Regions from separate parts of the Homo sapiens genome. Here all the other regions are linked to region 3. The links are chromatin loops, found by intact Hi-C in ENCODE. Cell type or tissue: heart right ventricle. All regions are shown on one strand. Each heading gives the region's core, and the rest is flanking DNA. Links, peaks and the distances in the headings are about the cores only.

The links. Peaks named below come from ENCODE experiments on the same cell type or tissue, not always from the same donor. Only the 100,000 strongest peaks of a DNase experiment are listed, where the experiment ranks them.
Region 1: a loop joins it to region 3, with 2.4 times the contacts of the local background. A loop is called at or near these places in 33 of 110 quality-filtered maps.
Region 2: it touches region 3 in a loop (3-fold over the local background); 35 of 110 quality-filtered maps call a loop at or near these places.

What each region holds. Positions count from the first base shown.
Region 1 is chr14:69,237,894-69,246,209 of GRCh38, reverse strand. EXD2 (exonuclease 3'-5' domain containing 2) reads right to left here. Exons shown (of 10, transcript NM_001193360.2): 9 at 8,279-8,316; 10 at 2,192-5,326. The coding sequence ends at 5,110. All of the region lies in intron 2 of GALNT16-AS1 (GALNT16 and EXD2 antisense RNA 1), which reads left to right. Among named protein-coding and RNA genes, the nearest start is that of GALNT16, 18 kb to the left of the region's middle. RefSeq lists an enhancer at 6,864-7,488. In heart right ventricle, for the core only: CTCF peaks have their summits at 3,228 and 3,433 (motif pointing left); a DNase peak (open chromatin) is centred at 3,469; H3K27ac peaks cover 1,449 bases.
Region 2 is chr14:69,455,833-69,464,148 of GRCh38, reverse strand. SLC39A9 (solute carrier family 39 member 9) reads right to left here. Exons shown (of 7, transcript NM_018375.5): 6 at 8,283-8,316; 7 at 1,759-5,786. The coding sequence ends at 5,556. Among named protein-coding and RNA genes, the nearest start is that of PLEKHD1, 25 kb to the left of the region's middle. RefSeq lists a silencer at 3,812-3,861. In heart right ventricle, for the core only: a CTCF peak has its summit at 3,842 (motif pointing right); a DNase peak (open chromatin) is centred at 3,848.
Region 3 is chr14:69,127,531-69,132,530 of GRCh38, reverse strand. All of the region lies in intron 1 of DCAF5 (DDB1 and CUL4 associated factor 5), which reads left to right. Among named protein-coding and RNA genes, the nearest start is that of DCAF5, 23 kb to the left of the region's middle. In heart right ventricle, for the core only: a CTCF peak has its summit at 3,086 (motif pointing left); a DNase peak (open chromatin) is centred at 3,070; H3K27ac peaks cover 1,291 bases.

The DNA of each region.
Region 1 (8,316 bases), core at 1,270-6,269, 110 kb before region 3:
CCCACTAAACAAACATACCTCCTTTAAAATTATCCATGTTTCAGTCTCATTCCTTTTCAGCCCCCTGTAGCTGACTAAGCTCAAAATTCTGTTTCTTACCCAGGACTTAATAGATACCCTGGTGGCCTGAGTGGCCAGAATCTCAACTCCGCCCTGGCGTGCTGCAGCCTGAGAAGGGAGATCTTTAGGAAGCAGAAGTAGGGGCCGGGTGCGATGGCTCACGCCTGTAATCCCAGCACTTTGGGAGGCTGAGGCGGGCGGATCACCTAAGGTCAGGAGTTCGAGACCAGCCTGACCAACATGGTGAAACCACGTCTCTACTAAAAATACAAGAATTAGCCAGGTGCGGTGGTGCACGCCTGTAACCCCAGCTACTTGGGAGGCTGAAGCAGGAGACTCGCTTAAATCCAGGAGGCAGAGTTTGCAGGGAGCCAAGATTGCATCACTGCACTCCAGCCTGGATGACATGAGCAAAACTCTGTCTCAAAAAAAAAAAAAAAACAAAAAAAAAAGCAGCAGCAGCAGAAGCAGATTCTAAGTAGCCATTTCAACTCAGGAATTTTCTGAACCCAAACATCATGCTTATAATAATGCTGCCTGTAAACTCGGCAGCTTTTGAAGCTTATGCTGGGAGAAAGGCAACAGGCTACCCATCCAGCAAGAGAGAAAAATTCAAGAATAACAAATAGCAAAAAGCAAATGCTTTGAGTTCAGTCTGGAGGGTATGACATTATCTCCATTCAGTCACAACACAAAATGACCTTTGAGGCAGCCTGCACCACATCAGAAGGGGGTACAACCCAGGATGCATGAACTAGGTCCTTTGACAACTCTGTTCCTCTGCAAAGGCAGTTCTTGATTATCTCTCAAATGATTAACCATTTGGTCCAGTTACCCAGTTTCTAGGGGCCTTCAACCAGAGTTGGCCACAGATAAAGCTGGTTAAAAAAAAAATGGTCTAATGTACTTCCCACCTTTCTAAATAACATGCTAGCATTTAAGCAAGGCCTTGCTTCCTCAAGCAAAGGGAGTGACTAATACGTCTCCTAGCAGGCTGGTGGAATCGGTACTTTTGAACACATGGGCTGTGTGGCTGCACGTCATCCCTACTCCATTGCCTGATGCAAAACTACTCCAGGACTGGGACAGGCAGAAGGTGCTGGGCTCTTGCACAAGGGGTATCTTGGTGAATGCCTGAAAATTATACCTGAATTCCAAAACAAAAGTATTTGGGGGACTGAGCACAGTGGCTCATACCTGTAATCCCAGTACTTTGGGAGCTAAGGTGAGAGGACGGCTTGAGGCCAGGAGTTTGAGACCAGCTTGTGCAACAAAGCATGACTCTATCTCTACAAAAAAATTAAAAAATTAGCCAGGCATGGTGCCACAAGGCTGTAGTCCCAGCTACTTGGGAAGCTGAGATGGGAGGATTGCCTGAGCCCTGGAGGTTGAAGCAGCAGTGAGCCATGACTGCACCACTGCACTCCAGTCTGGAGTGAGACCATGTCAAAAAAAAAAAAAAAAAAAAAGTACTGGGGAGATTATGTATTATTTTTATGTTATTCATATCAATCAACAGTTAATCAAAACAAGAATCATTCTTATACCCTCTTTTAGTTTATCTCTTCCAACAGAAACTGATTCTCAGTGTATCCCTAAGGGGATTAGGTACTCTCAAAAAATAACCATCTTATAATAGGAAACATAAAAGACCAGAAAGAAAGATCCATTTAAAATACATAATAATTAGTAAACTAGCAAACTGAGAAAATATCTCCTTTAAAAGAAAAAATGATACTTCTTATAAGGCTGAGACATAAGGAAGGGGAAAAAAAGGAAGAAAGGATAAATAAATGAATGAAAAATTGAGAGGCAGGGTAAACTAAGAACTTAACTTACAGTCAAATGTTAGGGCCCCAAACTAATAGGCGAATAGGAAGGTGAACAAAACCTCTTTCTGCCTGCTGGATTCTTAAGAGTCTAAAATGCATGATTAAAATGGCTTTATTTCAACAGAACACATTTTGTCATCTGATCTCTATCCGTGACATGGATAAGAATAAGTAACTTATGGCTGTGCTCTTAAGCGTAAGCCGTAACAAATCCCTGAATATTGTGCCTCATTCACTTTGGGATGGCAAATCACTAATTGTTTGTGTAGCAGGGAAAAAACATCTGCCTACAGCCTATATTTTAAAATTTAAAATTTTATTTTTTTACCTTTTTTTTACATTTTTATTTTAAAATAAACAGTGTTTCCAAAAAACATTGACTACAAGGGGGAAATGAGGCAATAAGGTTGGAAGAAGGGAAGGACTCAAGAAGAAATGCTGAACCTGCAAACACAATGATCAGGGAGCATGCAGAGAGGCCCTTGCTGTGACACTGTCCTCTCACTGCTACTCCTATGAAGCCCAGTGACTATGCTGGGACACTGGAGCTAAAGGGTCAAAGAGAAGCATTTCATTCCTAAAAGGTGATGTCAATTTGTACTTAGCCCCAGCAATGTGAATCCCCCTCTTCACAGTCCAATTCTAAGATTCCATTCTTAAGAAATTACCAAAGATAGAGCCAAAGAGATATATACAAGAAACTTTATCACATCATCATTGATAATAAAAGTATCTGAAACAACCAAAATTTTCAACAGTGTGGGGATGGATAAGGTAGAACCACTAGAAATCTATTTTCAAAGATTTAAAAACATAGGAAGTTACTCGTGATACCATGTTAATCAGTGAGAGGGTAAAGTTAGGATACCAACCTGTATCTATGTATGACCTTCAATTTTGTGTAAATATACACCTTATATGCACTTTTTAATACTGAAAGGAAATTCATAAACATATCAGCAAAGTTTAGCTCTGTTTTAGATGGAGAGAAGATGGCTAATTTTTATTCTTTGTTTAGATTCTTCTGTAATGAGCATTGTTACTTTTATATCAGAAAAATAGACATTTGCCATAAAATAAGTCTACCCTCAAATCTCTGATTTAAGACGACAATTGTCAGTCTTAGGAAAAGCCTGCTAAAGTTCAAAGCAGACTCAAAGAAAAAAGATTCAAATCTACACAGTGACTCTCTCCTGAAAAGGATGAGAAATCTTGTGTGACGCAGTCTGGCTTTTTCCTCTACTTTGCTGCTGGCTCTATTTTACTGCGCCTCACAGAAAGCTCCATGGGAAAACCCTTTCCCTAGCACCTTAAATGACCTTAAGTGTTTCTCACCTCTTGGCATGAGGATTAGAAGGAAAGAAAATGAAACAGCCCTACTCCCTTGTTTCAAAGGAAAAATTTTTCTTGCAAAGCTATCAAAATGACTTAAAATCAGCTATGCAAAATTTGAAACATAAGTCATGAGTTACGTTCAGTAACCAGTTGCTTTTTTCTCAAGAATGAATATAAAAACAAATCTATGAGTGCCCTCTTGTGGCAAGCCTGACTATTACCACAACCCAAGTACCAGCCTCTCCCTGTCTATTTCCACGGCTCTCCTCCACTCCTGGGCTCCGCATAACACAGCCAGGAGGCAGAGACCCCATAATAACCCACTACAGTGAATGCACATTCCTCAAAGTGGCTGGTACTATTTGTTTTCAAGGATTTCTAGTTTAGATCCCAGAAATGCCTGCCTGAAGACAAGTGGGAATGAAGGGTCAGAAGAGCAAGATGCAGGATGTGCACGTGGGTTCATGGGCTGCTACTGATGGCCGATGGTGACTGTGTCTGGTATATCCATGCACACATACCATGGCACTGCCAGGAGGCAGGGACCTGTAGGATAAATAGCCCCTCCCCTAGGAATGCCAGTTTTATAAAGTCGCGAAGTTTTACATTTACATCCAGTGAGCCTTGTGCTTACAAGTAGTTTTATTATTAATTTTAGAGTAAACATCACCAACTTGGGCACAATTCCAAAATAGAGCTCTTGTTGGATTCTGGTCATAAAATTCTTTTTTAAGCTTGTTAAGATCTTATAAAATAAGAAAGTTTTCCCAATACTTTAGAAAAATTACTAATCATTAATAAGTCGATTTTATACTCAAAGTAATGGCCTAACATTTTGAAAGATGAAACAACGCTCCTCTTTTGAACATCTAATGTATTAAGTAAGCTCAGTGTCCCAGGCTTCAGAGGAGACAGAGAAGTCCTCATATTGCAACCTGACCAGATGACTCTGGGAGTGAATTAAATGCTTAAAAGAGGTCAGTCTTGCAAATTCGATGAAGCACAGAATACAGGGGAACTGATACTGATTCTGATAAAAGATAACATTACTCTCAGAAAGGGGTGAAGCTAAAAATCTTGCAGTTCTGGGGCAGGAGGAGTGCAACAAGCAGGCAACAAACAGCATGAAAGGAAAAGCTGAGTGAATTTCAAAGTTCTATTGGGAGATGGAGTTTGTGGTTCTTTCTGCCCCACCCAGGTCAAAGGCTCATGTCCAGAAAAGGATTTCTCCCAGTGATAGGGTGGAAGTGTGTGGCAGGAAGTTGCTGTTTGGTCCTGGAAGTGTAAAGGAAAGCCTTTTCAAGTACGTGAAGTAGACTGAAGTGACCCAGATGGGATGGATCCCAACCACATGAGTTACGGGAGAGCATGAAGCCAAAGAAATGATAATTATGAAGTTGAATTGGGAAAATAAATTTGACTCCTTGTTCACTTCTCCAGCCTTTGGAAGAACTTTTTCTCCCCTCCTAACAGGACCGATATACTGGACAGCCCCTGTTAGAGATAAACCGAGGCACTAGACAAGGAAGAAATGCATTAAAAACATTTTTTTTAAGTCTTGACAAGTCACTTCTGGGAGAATTCTTCATTTTTCCTCTGCACAGGGACAGCAGAAGAGGGAGAGTAAAAATAAAGGCGAAGGCCTCTCTTGTCCACAAAAATGAGAGGAAAAAAGACCCTGCCCGTTTAAAATCCAAAACCATAAACTCTCCTTCAAACAATATCTTTGCTCCAGCAGAAGCATCCTGGGATTAGTCTAGGTTAGTATTCTGAGTTGTGTCACACAGGCTTTGACAATTAATGATGTACTAAAATGGGAAGAGGTGACTCTTCAACCTTGGCTCCAGCTTCCCACTTGTCCTAACTGGGAGGAAAGCAGCTATCAAGACAGCTGGATGGGAAGATCTTCCCCGAATTTCCGGAGCAGCTTCTGATGGTTGTGGTCCACTGACCACTGCTGGGGCAGGTGCTTGGGCTGCATGGAGTCCAGGAAGTGCTGACGCCAGCGGCTCTCCAGCTGCATGAGGGAGCGCAGGCCACCCTGGCTGTGACACTGCACCACCTTCAGCCCGTGAGGAACATAGTTTTCATTGGAGATTCTGCCAAAACATGAAAAACAAAGTGTCTGAGGGAAACAAGCGCAGGATGGCCTCACAGACAGCTTCAAATGCTGCGCGCCAAGGGTAACTGGGGAGGTTGAAGGACTCCTAAAGGGTTAGTTACTTTGGTGTTTTCGAAACATCCTCTTTCTTATCTCTGCCCTTTTTATAGTCTGAACATACGACTCGCAATCCCAACAGAAGGTATTTGAGGGTTCTGAGCTCTACTGACAGGAAGGCCACTTCATAATGTTCAGCTCCCACGAGAGGGGCACTACCATCCAGCTGATAATGGATGAAGAATGCTGGTCTTCCATTTCTTCCAGGATTACCCAGTGACCAGTTCACCCCTCTTTTAAGTTGTTCATTCTGGGACACAGTATTTATATGAGGCTGTTAAATCGGCCCGCATGTTACACTTTTTCACAACACAATTTAATAACTGAATGTCAAATGCAAGGTAGCATATTTCTTTAGAGCCTTTTTTCTCACAAAAAGATGCCAAGCCACAGTGGTGAGAAGTGTTTCGGTCACAGTGAAATGCTTCCATGGTTGCTCAGTTGTGCAAATGGTGCCATTAAATGAGAAGATGAATGCCTCCCTCCTTCCTAACTAAGCAGAGTCCTTAAAAAACTGCTCCGATGCTGTGTGAATGGTGCTTTCACCTCCTGTGAATAAAGATGACCTTCCTCAAGGAAGCACCCTGCCCACACACACTCTCCTCTCCCTACATCCATACCCCATGTTCAATCCTCCCTCCCAAGACACCCGCCACCCCAGCAGTGTTGGCGTCTCTGGGTATCTGCAGACACTTTATTATTAATATTTAGCTCATGCGCTTCCCACTAACTTGCCTGTCTCCAAACAACTGTTCTTCTCAGTCACAAGTCCAGCATTCATCTACCCAATTCAGCAAGATGAATTTGTTAGAAAAGTCTGTGGCCGAAAGGGGAGGTTTAGCTGCTTTAGAAAACATATTGGCAGCTGGGCGTGGTGGCTCATGCCTGTAATCCCAGCACTTTGGGAGGCCAAAGCAGGAGGATCACTTGAGGTCAGGAGTTCGAGACCAGCCTGACCAACGAGGTGAAACCCTGCCTCTACTAAAAATACAAAAATTAGCCGTGTGTGGTGGCACACACTTGTAATCCCAGCTACTTACAAAACAACATCTATTCTACAACCTCACAAAATAGTTATGGGGATAAAATTCTATAATTCTTTTAAAACCCTGAAAGATTTTTTAAATTTAAGATATAGTAGCAGTTAACCAGTAAGAAATCTAAATCCTACTTTGTCGGGTTGTCATGAGAAACAATTAAGGCAATTTATGTGAAGTTTATTAGCTGGTTTGCTGCAAGATATAGTATATCTATAAATAACTGTTCAATAAATATTTGCAGTATCTGTAATGGATCAGTAGTAATGGATAAGAGTAAAAAAATTTTTGTTTTCTAAAAAAATTAAATATTTGCTTATAATTGGAGTTACTTTTTTATTTTTCAGTTAACAAAAACCAGCATCACGCTCAAGGTTTTGTGAACTTATCAGTTCCCTTATTTCAACTCCTGGTCCTGTTGGAAAAAGTGACAGTTGGGAGGCAGAACTGCGCATGGTAGCCCAGAGCTCTTACCATCTGAGCCACGTGCCCATTCATTTCTCATTTCAGAATACTGCATTGTGTCACAAGAATTCAACTATGTACTCATGGAGAAGGAGGGAGAAAGCAAGGAAGGAAAAAAGAGAAAAGTAATTTACATAGTAACAGCAATTCTGCTCAACATTCCATTCAGTGAGCCGATACCCTGGAGTGCAGGTGAGATAGGAACCATGAATTCATTAGTCACAGTTCTCACAGACCTGTATAAAGTCGGAGACACAAAACCACACATAGAATTGGCCCTCCATCTTTGTGGGTTCTGCATCTGTGGATTCAAACCTCAGATCAAAATGATTTGGGGCCAGGCACAGTGGTTCATGCCTGTAATCCCAGTTCTTCCAAGGCAGGTGGATTGCTTGAGGTCAGGAATCTGAGACCAGCCTGGGCAGCCTGGTGAAACCCCATCTCTACAAAAAATACAAAGATTAGCTGGGTGTGGTGGTGCATGCTTGTAGTCCCAGCTACTTGGGAGGCTGAGGTGAGAGGATCACTTGAGCCTGGGAGGTGGAAGTTACAGTGAGCCAAGATAGTGCCACTGCACTCCAGCCTGGGTGACAGAGCCATATACTATCTCAAAAAAACAAAACAAAAAAACCACAAAACTATTTGGAAAAAAAAAAAAAAAAACTATCTGTACTATCTGTACCAAACATGTACAAACTTTTTTCTCATTACTTCATAAACAATAAAATATAAAAGCTACTTACATAGCATTTGCATTGTATTAGGTATTATAAGTAATTTACAGGTTATTTAAAGTATACAGGAGGATGTGTGCAGGATATATGCAAATACTATGCCATTGTATATCAGGCACTTAAGCATTGGTGGATTTTAGTATCCAAGGGAGGTCCTGGAACCAATCCCCCATGGATACTGAGGGGTGAATGTACTGTATCTCATGGGGAACTTCAGAACTTCGAGGGTGTTATTGGACTATTATTTCATCTCATGTGCTGGCATGAGGATTTACGTCTGCATAGAATGTGTAAGATGCAGCTCCACCACAACTGCACTCGCACGCTAATCACAAAAATGACCGAAATTAAGTGTATGATCTTTAAAAAGGTCAAAGATAGGCACCTCACAAAAGCAAGTTTCCTATGGAAAGGAACTCCTCAAGTAGATTGTTCTATTCCACTTCCAAGGTATCTTAAACTACTAGACACCTACTAGGTGAAGCATGAGGCTAGGCACTGTGCCTAAGCAGCCAATGCCCCCTCCCTGGCAAGCATTCTCACTAAGTAATGAGGGTTAATGTCCCTGGTACATTCCACAATTCCTGTGCTTTGTACCTGGTCTCCAGGCTGGCAGCCTCTTGAAGCATCTCCTC
Region 2 (8,316 bases), core at 1,270-6,269, 330 kb before region 3:
AGCTTCCCAAGTAGCTGGGACCACAGGTGCATGTCACTATATCCAGCTTTTTTTTTTTTTTTTTTTTTTGAGACAGAGTCTCGCTCTGTCACCCAGGCTGGAGTGCAGCGGCGTGATCTCGGTTCACTGCAAACTCTGCCTCCCGGGTTCGCGACATTCTCCTGCCTCAGTCTCCCGAGCAGCTGGGACTACAGGCGCCCGCCACCACGCCCAGCTAATTTTTTGTATTTTTAGTAGAGACGGGGTTTCACCATATTAGCCAGGATGGTCTCAATCTCCTGACCTCGCGACCCACCCACCTCGGCCTCCCAAAGTGCTGGGATTACAGGCGTGAGCCACCGTGCCTGGCCCCAGCTAATTTTTTTTTTTTAATTTTTTGTAGAGATGGGGGTCTCACTGTGTTGCCCAAGCTGGTCTCAAACTCCTGGGCTCAAGCAATCCTCCCACCTCAGCCACTCAAAGTGGCTGAGATTACAGACATGAACCATCACACCTGGTGACACTGACTTTTAAAGACTTTTTATTGAGCTATGACATAAGGTAAAAAGCACAAATCATGTGTACTGCTTTTTCACCTGCTATAACCCTGTAACCAGCACCTAGATTAAAAAACAGATCAGGCCGGGCGTGGTGGCTCTCGCCTGTAATCCCAGCACTTTGGGAGGCTGAGGAGGGCGGATCATGAGGTCAGGAGATCAAGATCATCCTGGCTAACACAATGAAACCCCGTCTCTACTAAAAATACAAAAAATTAGCTGGGCGTGGTGGTGGGCACCTGTAGTCCCAGCTACTCGGGAGGCTGAGGCAGAAGAATGGCGTGAACCTGGGAGGTGGAGCTTGCAGTGAGCTGAGATCACACCACTGCACTCCAGCCTGGGCTACAGAGCAAGACTCTGTCTCAAAAAACAAACAAACAAAAAACAGATCATGTGAGCAGGAAAAAATAAAATAAAAATGACACCAAACAGAAAAGGATTGGTGGCTATTTTGGCTAAGCCCAGGTGTGTGTGTGTTTTGATCTCAGGGAAGCCTCCCGAGTAGCTGGGATTTACAGGTACCCCCCTACCACACCTGGCTAATTTTTCTATTTTGAGTAGAGACGGGGTTTCACCATGTTGGCCAGGGTGGTCTCGAACTCCTGACCTCAGGTGATCTACCCACTTCGGCCTCCCAAAGTGCTGGGATTACAAGCGTGAGCCACCATGCCTGCCCTGAGCACAATCTTTGTAACTAGCTATACATGTAACTATACATATAGAAAACCAGCACAAAGTGGGCCAGTAGTATTTAATGAAATCTAATGACTAACCATAAGTCCACAGAGGGAGAAAAACATTTATCAAATTCACACGTCACGTTTCTAATCAAATCTCTTTAATTTCCAGGGTCAGTTGTTCATAGCATCTATCTACTCATATAACAACTCTGCCCTATGAAATGAATCCACTGTGGTTTGGATCTGTTGCCTCTTTCTCTTTTCTGAGAGTAGAGAGAGCTACCTTCGTAAATAATATTTGCTAACAACAGCAAGGCAAAAACAATTATCAATGCATTTGTGTCTTTCAGGGCAGATTGGTCTATCAAGTCCTTAATTTCCCCTCTCTCCTTTCTCCCTCCCTTCCCTAAAGGATGTGCCTGTGGTAGGTACATCTTTCTACCATCCATCACAACTTTTCATTCTCTTTTCTGATGTTCAAATACAGGTCAATTCTGGTCATCAAACAAACTGCCAAAAGGATAAGTAATGAGCCACTCAGATTAAGGTATGCACTAATAAAAATTTAATATCAGAAAACAGCATTTTTTTAACCATTCACAATTAAAGTGGAAAGAGACAAAATTATAAGGCAGCCATCCATGGAATGATTTCATGTTTACAAGGGATCCAGAAAAAGGGACATTTAAAATCACTGTTCCAGCTATTGAACCAGGGGAACTGCAGTCTTATCCCATGAGACTTCTAACTTGCTGGAAGATGCCACAAGAAAAAAAGATCAAAGCCAATCTCCTTGTGTTAAGCCACTGGGTTAGGCTGAGTATATCTAGAGAATTCCTAAATGGTTGTCTAGTTCTTTCCCACAAGTTACACATTTCCTTCAGGCCTCCTGAGGTGAATCTAGATGTCTCAGGTACAAAGAGGTTTTAATTTCACAGCATCTCCAACAGTGCACTTTGGGTGATGTGGACCATTCTGTATTGAGCAGAAATTTTCTAATGGAAGGAAGGTTCCTCTGCAGAACAACTACAGAGGATTTTCACTTAACACTGCAGCAGTTCTGGATGAATCTGGTCATGATTCTCAGTCTCCCAAGGGGCTCAGGGGCCCACAAGGCAGGAACATCCTTTGGGGGTTTGTGCTGCTGTCATACGGTTCCTGTGTTCAGTCCCTAGCTACCATGTGTTTCAGGGGCTTAATACACTCCGATGCTGGTGTGTCCTCTTAGTTCTAATCCTTGAAAAAGAGAAAAACCAGGCAGTGACACTTAGAAGTAGGCTGGTAAAAAAAAAACACAATCACATTTTCTCCTTTCTGCAAAGAAAGGACAACTCAAAACAGCCACTCCCTTTCTTTTCTCTAATGATTCAAAATACCAGAACAGGGCTCACTTGGCTGTTTTGAATTGGGAAAGAAAGAGGTGAAAGCGGGGAGAAAGAGAAAACACATAACCTCTAGGTAGGTAGTACTGTTTCCAACTGTCTACGTTCCAGTGCAGAATCTTTGCTAAAAAAAAATTTGGCAATAGTGTGCACAGGAAAACTGAATCAAACCTGGAACATCACTGCTTTCTTGAAATGGAACTGACAAGCAATTAACTGGAGAATAAGTGAGGGGAATGGAGCAGTAGTATTCTTTAACTTAATTTGCCATTTAAGAGAGCACTTGGAATCTGAAGAAAGTCTATCCCTACCAAGGAAACGGAGTCAAATTGCAATTAAGATTAACTTTGGTTATATGGAAGCAAGAATCATGCTTCTCATCATCAATTGCGTCTCTTTGGTAGCCAATAATTCCATCTGTAATCATGGCAGCAACTTAAGTATTGCCAATGTTTTCAAATGTGTTACAGCATTAAGGCATCCACATCTAAAGAGGCAGTTTTAAACAAGAGGAAAACGGAACTGAAATGTGCCAAGAAGTGAACACGGACATGGCCTCTCCTGGAATACTGCCCACCATGCCAGCAAGCTCTTCCTCCAGTCAAGAAGGCCTGTGCCACGCTGCTTGGTTCCCTGCTGCCTGAAGATGCATTTGAGCCCTATGAGATTAGTATGGCTATTTCTGTCTGCTGACCAGGAGAGAAATGAGTAGTTCTCGAGGCAGCAGCTTTAAAATCTGGGAAAGCCCATACATAGCTTCTGAGAGCTAAGAGGGCCCTGAAAGGTTTGCTTGTTAATAGTGAGGTCCAGAGGGGAAGGCAAATTTGGAAGTCAGATGGTTCAATCCTTGCCGGAGTTCAAGGCTCCATCCAGCAAGATATACTAGCCAAACTTTTAAGCATGATGGCAAGGCACTGCTGAAAGAGGCTTTGGCCAGTAGAACAAATTACCATTGCACACAACAATATGATAGAAAGCACTACTGTCCAAACCAAACCAGACACTACAATCTGCTATTTATTTGACAAAGTCAGTTTCCAGAGAGAATCTAGGCAACCATATAGTTTTGAAGGACTAGATGAAACCTCAAGTCTCACACCAGTCAGCTGTTAACATCCAATCAAGGAAGTCATTTGGACTTTCCATACTATACCTTCTCTTGGTAGTAAAATTGTATGCAATTGTTGCCAATGACTACATACAACTGTATCCTATTTGTGCTACTTTCCTCACTGTGGCCAGCAGAGGGCTCACAAGCTTTATTTCCACAGCTGCTGATCCAGTGACAAATTCATGAAGGAAATAAATCATAGGCATGCTAGCTTATGCGTCATAGAAAACGTTTTTACAAACTACTACGTCCACTGCCCTGAAGAAACTAGTCTTGGTTCCCCCTTAGTGTAATGTGTTTTGAAATGGTATAGAAAGTAAAAATAAATTAATAATACAATATTATACACTTATTTGACAAGACAGGGTTTACAAAAATTTTGGCAAATATGAAAAAAAAATTATCCTAGTCTGTTAAACACTTTTGCTATCTCAATTGTTTAAATTACCAGATTAGTGATTGTGTCAATTTACACATGAGGAGGTGGTATTTTAAGGGCTCAACAAAGCGGCATTTGACACAAAGGTAATTTCTTTGAAGGGGGATAAAGAATAAAGATATTATTATCTTCATTATTACAGTTCGAGAAGTGGTTGTCCTGATAAGAATTCATCCCACACAAATATTAACACCAGCAGTAAGCAGCAAATTGTGGCGAGGAGAGGCTAGAGGGAAAAGTTAGAAGAAAAGCAAAGAAAAGACGAAGAGACAAGAGACATGATTCCAATAAGCTTTAAATCAATAGGCAAACACTTCTCATTTATGATCCATCTTGCTACAGGTGGTTATGTGAGAAGACACAGTGTCGCCAAAGCTGACCTAGTATTTAGGTCCCTAGAGGGATTGCTGATCTGCTAAGAGAAATAATTAAAAAAAAAAAAAACAAAAAAAAAGGACAACCATACATTTTGGTAGTCTTTTAAAAAAAGCTACTACAAAGATATCAATAACCATCCAAAAATCACTTAAAATTTAATATCCCTTAATTTCCAAAGACACTTTGTGATCTGACTGTTCTTGAAGGAAAGCCTAGAACTGAAACTACTAGAACTTGGCTCCTCTCTAGGAATGTGGAGACAGGTATTCTGCAAAGGAGAACTTGACAAGGAATGCTACAAAATACCAGTCACCTCTTTAGAAGCTCCTCCCACCTCTCCTGCTCCATTTGATGGAATGGCAGGCTGGATTCAGAGAGGCACGTGCCAAAGGAGCTGTTTAAATCCCTCTAGACATCCCTTTTCAATGGATATCTCTTTTGAGTATAAAGAGAGCTTTCAATGTGTCTTGCTATCATTTTCCTGACCCTAATCCCAGATTAACTAGAATCACCTTTAGCATCTAAGTGAGTGGGTGCTATGACCTTCCATCAACGCATGTGGCATAGATGCTAAAGCACCAGTCTTACATGGTGGGAACCATGTTAAAAATCAATGGATAAAGTAGCAGAGCCTCTAAACTAAGAAGAAAGAGACATAGCTTAATTACAGAACACTGTATTTTCATAATCACTATTTCATTGTGAGTATGAAGTTCTCCTCTTTTCCTTAAAACTAAATTCCATCTTCCCTGAGAATAGGGTTAAGAGAAATATTAAAACGCAAAATGTCAAGGGCCTTTTAAAAGATAACACAATGGGATGTCTATAGCTAACTGCAACGTAAATGTGTTTCTACTCTAAAAGCTTTTCCATTACTCAGGTTTTAACCTCACCTCCCCTCTGGACTCTAGGAATACATGTAGAGATGCGCAAGGTGAGACAAGAGACTGAGGAAGTGAGTAGCTGTCACGTGCCGGCTGTTCTCACTGGATGGCAAACGGCCCTGGACCAAGGCTGGACCTTGAACATTTAATGCTGGTGTCCTACTGACAGGATGAGAGGGATGAGGCAACCCAGAACCAGGGCTGCCACTTCCAGGCGGCTGAGGCCTCTCCCTCCCGTGGCATCGGGCTTGTGGCTGTGCCCTATTCCGCCCACCTCAGGGAGGACATGTACTGTGGCAACATAAAGAAATGTCCCGGCAGAGAAAAGCATGGCCACTCCCGTGGCGTTCACCTCTGAAAGGGCTTCTTTACTGCTCTGTGAATTAGAAGAGAGAAAGAGGAAAAACTAAGTCAAGTAAAATTCAGGGTCAGGAAGAAGTCCCAGTTAAAAAACACTCACTGTTCTTAACTGGTGCTGTCTAGGACACTGGGGACATCTAGAGAACACAGCAACTTTAAGTTATTCATGGGAAGCTTCCAAATAAGGGTTTAAGAATATCAGTGATGTACGCAATTGATTTTTTAAAAAATTTATTGTAAATCAACAATTTATAATTATATATATTTATAGGGTATAAAGTGACATTATGATTCATGAATAAAATGTGGACTAATTAAATAAAACTAACATCTGTCATCTCAAATATTTATCATATTTTGTGGTGAGAACATCTGAAATTTACTCTTAGCAATTTTGATATGTACCACACACTATTATTAAACTATATTCACCACAGTTCCATCATTCTGTCCATCCATTCATTGACTGTATCTGTCTTTAGAGATGAGGTCTCGCTATGTTGCCCAGGCTGGAGTTGAGTGGCTATTCACAGGCACAATCATAACACACTACAGCCTGGAACTCCTGGGCTCAAGCAATCCTCCTGTCTCAGCTTCCCAAGTAGCTGGGACTACAGGTATGCGCCACTGCTCCTGGTTCACAATTGCTTTTTAAAACGAACTTTAAGTGCTGGTTCAACAGGTTTGGCTTGTATTATTCTTGAGATAGAATCAACAATATATTATTGCAGATATTAAATTTCAGACATAAATTTATTTATTCTACTAATATTTAACAAGCATCATCTATGCACCAGGCTCTGGGCCAGGTGCTTGAGATACAGTGGTAATCAAGATGCAGTAGTTGACCTCATAGAGCCTAGAAATATCTCTTAAGCAGCCGGGCGTGGTGGCTCATGCCTGTAATCCCAGCACTTTGGGAGGCCAAGGTGGGCGGATCACGAGGTCAGGAGTTCGAGACCAGCCTGGCCAACATGGTGAAACCCTGTCTCTACTAAAAATACAAAAATTAGCCGGGCATGGTGGCGGGCGCCTGTAATCCCAGCTACTCCGGAAGCTGGGGCAGGAGAATCGTCTGAACCTGGGAGGCAGAGGTTGCAGTGAGCCAAGATTGCGCCATTGTACTCCAGCCTGGGTGACAGGCAAGATTCCATCTCAAAGGAAAAAAAAAATGTGTGTGTGTGTGTGTGTGTGTATATATATGTATATCTCATAAGCTAATCTTTATAAAACTAATTTCAACCTTTTCTGTTAAAAAAGTAGACCTATGGACTAAGACAACTAATTAAAATTTTAAGAAAAGGACATCCCATAGATGCAGCAAGTAACTCCATGTCTCCAGAATTATCAGCACCTTCCTGTCAAAAGGTTAAAAAACTGACACTGATTACTGAAGTGATAGAGTAATCTGTTAAAGGGAACAACATACTGCTCACTGAAAGAAGAGAAGGCTCTTCAGGTAAATGGAAAGGGTTTTTATAACACACTCTTAGCATCTAAGATCAACAAACCCTTGCTTAACAGGAACTTAGCCATTCTTTATCTCATTTTTCACATGTTCCTATTAATATGGGTTTTACTGCCAAATACTGAATTGACTGATGCTCAGAAGAATCAATGACCTTTAGAGAGGGTGTTGGGGAAAGCAGTTCCCATCAACTAGCCCTGAGTCAGTTTGCTTCTAAGATTTTCCTCCAGTTGCCTGCCAGTTGACATCTGGGTAAAATGCGGAGGGTTGTTGCTCAGAGCTACAGACAGGATTATAAGGCATGGGAAGGTCCAGCTTGGAGTCAGAAGAGCACATGTTACCTCAGGTCTGAAGCTATGTTCAGTACAAAGTATTCAATAGAAAGAACTGTACAGTTACTATCTGGGGACGTGAGAGCTGGGAGAAGAGGAGGAACGTGAAAAATGAGACCAAGAATGGCTAAGTTCCCGTTAAGGAAGGGTTTGTTGATCTTAGTTGCTAACAGTGTGTTATAAAAACCCTTTCCATTTACCTGAAAAGCCTTCTCTTCTTTCAGTGAGCAGTATGTTGTTCCCTTTAAAAGATTACTCTATCACTTCAGTAATCAATGTCAGTTTTTTAAACTCTTGACAGCAATCTCTGCCCAGCTGCTGCTCTTCTCAAAGCGGCTATGTGGCTTGTTACTCACGCTTCAGGTGTCTACCTCACATTAAATATGGACAGATTTGACTTATTAGATATCTGTCAAATGAAGCTAGCATGGCTGGTTACGTTATACTATTTTAAATATTGAAGCGCTATCATATTTATGCAAATATTCTTGGAACTGATTGATAGGGAAGAAGTTTTCAAATTAAATGAATAAGAAAATGCTAATATGAAGAGGACGCATTGGAATTAAGATATTTACCCTGTATAGTTTTTACTCCTAATTTTATCTTTAGTTTGAGAGAGTAATGTATTGGAAAAATTCAATCTAAGAGATCATAAATTCTAAGAGATCACAAGACACTGGTTTAGATAGCTGGGAATAGATTAGCTTACCTTACTCAGTCCTAAGTATGTCACCATGGACATA
Region 3 (5,000 bases), core at 1-5,000:
AGAAAACTCTTTTGGGCTGGATGGGGTGAGTGAATAGAAAAGTGGTAACTGAATTTCAGGGTAGGTACTCATGAAGAAAGATAACTCAAACTGTTTGTAGAATGATGCGCTCTGAGATATTTAAAAGGACTTGAGAGTTATTTTAGGCTATTATTTGAAGGTTAAAAAGGCCAGCAAACATTTCACACCCATTAGGATGACTATTATCCAAACAAGCAAAGAATAAAAAGAGTTGGCAAGGATATGGAGAAATTGGAACTCTTGTACGTTGTTGGTGAGAATATAAAATGGGGCAGCCACTGTGGAAAACAGTATGGCATTCCTCAAAAAGTTAAAAGTAGAATTACCATATGGATCCAGCAATTTCACTTCTGGTTATATACCCAAAAGAATTGAAAGTAGAGGCTCAAACAGATATTTGTACACTAATGTTCATAGTGGCATTATTCACAAAGCTGAAAGGTAGAAGCAACCCAAGGGTCCATCAGTGGATGAATAGATAAACAAAATGTAGTCTATACATACAATGAAATAGTATTATTCAGCCTTAAAAAGAAATGAAATTGACACACACTACAACATGGATGAACCTTGAAGACACTGTGCCAAGTGAATGGTGTCTAGGGGGAGAATGGCAGTTGTCAGTGGGAAGGGGTAGTTCTGGAGATAAAATGTGGTGATGGTTGCACAACGATATGAAAATGTGAATGTAGTTAATGCCACAAAACTCTATACTTGAAAATAGATAAAATCATTAAAAAAAAAAAAAAAGCCTGGAAAGTGCTTTTCTTCCTTGTGTAAAGCTCCAGAACATTCCTCATTTGGAATGCTAGGTGCTGTTCTGTCCTCTGCATGTTGGTAGAATGGATACAACTTAGTTTTAGGCTCCAGGCCAAGCTCTTTGGATTATTAGCAAGTCATTTTACCTCTCTGATACGTGTCTAGAAAAAGGGCCTACATAATCCTTACCTCACAAGTGACAATAAAATGAGATATGTAAGTGATTGAATTCCTATACAAATATCAATTATTTTCAACTTTGGAAAAATAACAAAACAGACTTATTTTCCATCCACTGACGTAGCTGGGCTGTGTGTCACACAGACTGTGCCTCTGTAATGCGCTGCAGTTTCTTGGAGCTTAGGAGAGGTATGGTTAACACAAAAGGAGGTTTGGTCTTACACAGTACACTCACTGAAGAGGAATAAATGGGCTGAGAAGAAAGCCAGGCTGAATGATTTTCCTTTAGGCTTCACAGTTAAAAAAAAAGAAAAGAAAAGAAAACACTTTAGCAATATGAAAGGGTATTAAGTAAAATTGCTATCTGCAAGAGATGACCTCTGCTAACCATTTTGCATCTGTCTTTGTATGTATAAATTTGTGTATGTTTTTGTGTAATTGTATCATACTATTCATATTCTTAATGCTACCTAAAACAAGGTTTGAAAGATTAGGACAAGTTCATGGATGATACTTTACGGACACAAGGACAATTTGAGAGCTGTGTGCACCTAATATATATCACACTGGGCTAAGTGCTTTTACAAACATTATCTCACCACACACAACAAACCTGGGAAATAGTTGGTATTTTCTCCATTTTACAATAAAAAAATTAGGGTAGAGGAGTAGAGTAACCAGGACACATGAATGGCGAAACCAAGATTTGAATCAAGTCCTTTTATTCCAGAGCTTGCACTTCCTGTACCCTTCTATAGCACCATCTTTGCTGCCTCTCAAAGATGAAACCCCAAGCTCTGTATCTAATCCCATTGTTACTTGTTAAAAGAATGTTTTGAACAATTAATACAGTCACTAATACGTTATATTTTAGAAATTGTTCCATGTGAGTATAGACAGAGCTGCCTCATGCTTTTATTTATTTAGGCTGCATTGTACATATATAAGTAGTAAACTTTCTTATATTTTTTATTGTGAAATGTATACAACATAAGATTTACCATTTTAACCATTTTTAAGTGTACTTACTGTTCAGTGGTATTAATTACATTCATGTAATTAATACATCACCACATCCATCTTTAGAATTTTTCATCTTGCAAAACAGAAACTACCCATTAAACTATGACTCGCCATTCCTCTTTTCCCCCAGCCCCTGGCCACTGCCATTCTACTTTGTCTCTGATTTGACTATTCCTCATGTAAGTGGAATCATACAATATTTGTCCTTTTATGTCTGGCTTATTTTATTAAACAATAATTTTAACCAGACTTCTGTTGATGGACATTTAAATTATTCTTCTTTGGCTCTTCAAACAATGATAAGTTCCAGGAATATTCGACCCAGAATTTCAGACTGCTTTCTCAGTCCTGTGCTTGGCTGGCTTTTGAGGAAACCCAAAGCAAATCCTTACCTCAGCTTTTCTGAGCAATAAAATAAGAAGAATGTTAAATAATTACTTTGTTATAGTGTGTTGTAAGGGCTTGCTTAGTTTCTGCTTATAGCTCGGGACCCTTTGGGAAAGGGTACTCTTTAAGTATAAAGGTTTTCTGTAACTACAAAGCTGCTGCCACAATGTGATTATAGTACATTTTTTGATGAATTAGTGATTTTAGTGCAGAATGAAACCAACCCAAAAAACCAAAACCAGAGTATGTAGTTGTATTTTCTTGGGGTTCTCAGATGAGTTGAAGGTAAGCAATTGTTTGTGAGGAAACCAGGCTTAGAAGGCCTGGCCTCTGCTTGTCTTTGCCTGGCACTGGCACTGAGAAGAAAGGCCTAGCCTTCCCGAGAAGTCCCTGTGCTCCACCTCCGGTGCCCCAGAGAGGCTGGGGCTAGGGTCCCTCTCCTGAGGCTGACCCCATTCTCATCCAACTGCCAGGCCCATGGGGCTGGCTTAAATGGTCTGAAATGATCCTAAATATTCTTCACTTGGATTATTTGCAGGTCAGTCTCTCTCTGTGGAACTAAACAATAAATCTCTGCCTTTCTGAACTGACTAGGAGATTAAGGGAGACAATTGTAGAGCTGCTTTTGCGTCTGAACTGACTTTCCCTTGCTTCACCAGCCCTCGTTTGCTTTGTTGAATCAGAGGCTTGGGCACAGCTGTTTAGCGCCCTCTGCTGGGTGAAAAGCAGCCTAACGGTTTTACATTATGCCTCAATTTGTACTGGTTGTTTTTCTGCCAACGCATACTTGAAGATTGCCTTTGCATAGGGCTCTTAATACCTTGCCTAAAGGAATGAGGGGTTGAGTGGAGTAAGGGGGTGTGTTTAGCTTACATCTTCTGATGCTAACCTTGAGGGCAAAGTCAAGAGGCAGGCCCCATCACAGCGATGATTTTTGCCTCAGTGATTCCAATCTCCCATGGATTGGGCTGTCATCATCATGTTAGTTACTAAGGACACATCATTTAAAACGATCCCAAGGCATTTAACAAATAGCCATGAATTTTGAATTACTGAGTACTAGGCAAAATGAAATCATCCTATAAATGCCTAGAATGAACATTAAAGATTATTTCTGTCTGGGTAATGGAGGGAGACCTTAGGCTGAGAATGGTTATGAGTTGGGCACAAAGGTATAGATATTCTGGTTTCTTTTTTTTTCTTTTAGTAGAGACAAAGTCTCACTATGTTGCCCAGGCTGGTCTCCAACTCCTGAGTTCAAGTGATCCTCCCACCTCGACCTTTCAAAGTACTGGGATTACGGATCCTCCCACCTCGACCTCCCTAAGTGCTGGCATGAGCCACTGGGCCTGGCAGATATTCTGTTTTTGGTTTTTTTGTTGTTGTTTGTTTTGAGATGGAGTCTTGCTCTGTTACCCAGGCTGGAGTGCTGTGGCACGATCTCTGCTCACTGCAACCTCCGCCTCCAGGGTTCAAGTGATTCTCCTGCCTCATCCTCCCCAGTAGCTGGGACTACAGGCGCACAATATTCTGTTTTTACTTAAGCTGCTTCAATTCAGGAGAGACTGTGCTGTAGGTCTTAGTGAGCCATGAGTATCCCAGCCCATCCTGCAGTCTTGTTTTTTTTCTTTTTCTATCATGAACATTAAACATAATCCAAAACTCTTTATTATGGAAATATTCAGCCAGGCTCACGCCTGTAATCCCAGCACTTTGGGAGGCCAAGGCGGGCAGATCACTTGAAGTCAGGAGTTGGAGACCAGCCTGGGCAACATGGTGAAATCCTGTCTCTAAAAAAATACAAAAATTAGCTGGGTGTGGTGGTGCTTGCCTGTAGTCCCAGCTACCCATGGAGCCGAGGCAGGATAATCAGTTGAACCTGGGAGGTGGAGGCTGCAGTGAGCTGAGATCATGCCACTGCACTCCGGCCTGGGTGACAGAGTGAGACTCTCAAAAAAAAAAAAAAAGAAGAAGAAAAAATTGTTCAAGCATACACAAAAGTAGAATAGTATAGTGTATGCATCTATAGCAATTGTCCATATTAATCATCTATCCCTCTACTTTTTTTTCTGGAAAGTTTTAAAGGAAATTCCAGACATACTCCATTTCACCCACTTCAGTATGCACCTCTAATTGATAAGGATTTTTTTCTTTTTTAACATAACCATAATGCCATTATAATACCTAAAAGATGTAACAATACTTCCTTAATATGGGGTATTTAAATGAAGTAGAGAGATACCAATCGGATTTGACAAAATGTTGATGATTTGTTAAATTTACTTCCAATATTATTATTATTACTGGTAGAAGGATTTACTTATGATGTTTTGTTTTTAAGACTTTGTTTTAGAGAAGTTTCAGGTTCACAGCAAAATTAAGAGAAAGGTACAGAGGTTTTCCATGTACCCCTTATTCCCACACCTGCATAGCCTCCTTCATTGTCAACATCTTCCACCAGAGTGGTAAATTTGTTAAAATTGGTAAACATATACTGACACATCATAAACACTCAGAGTCCCAATGTTCAAAAAATGAACCTTAGAGTTCACTTTTGGTATTGTATATTCTATGGGTTTGGACAAATGTAATGACATGTATCCATCATTACAGTATCATACAGAGGATTT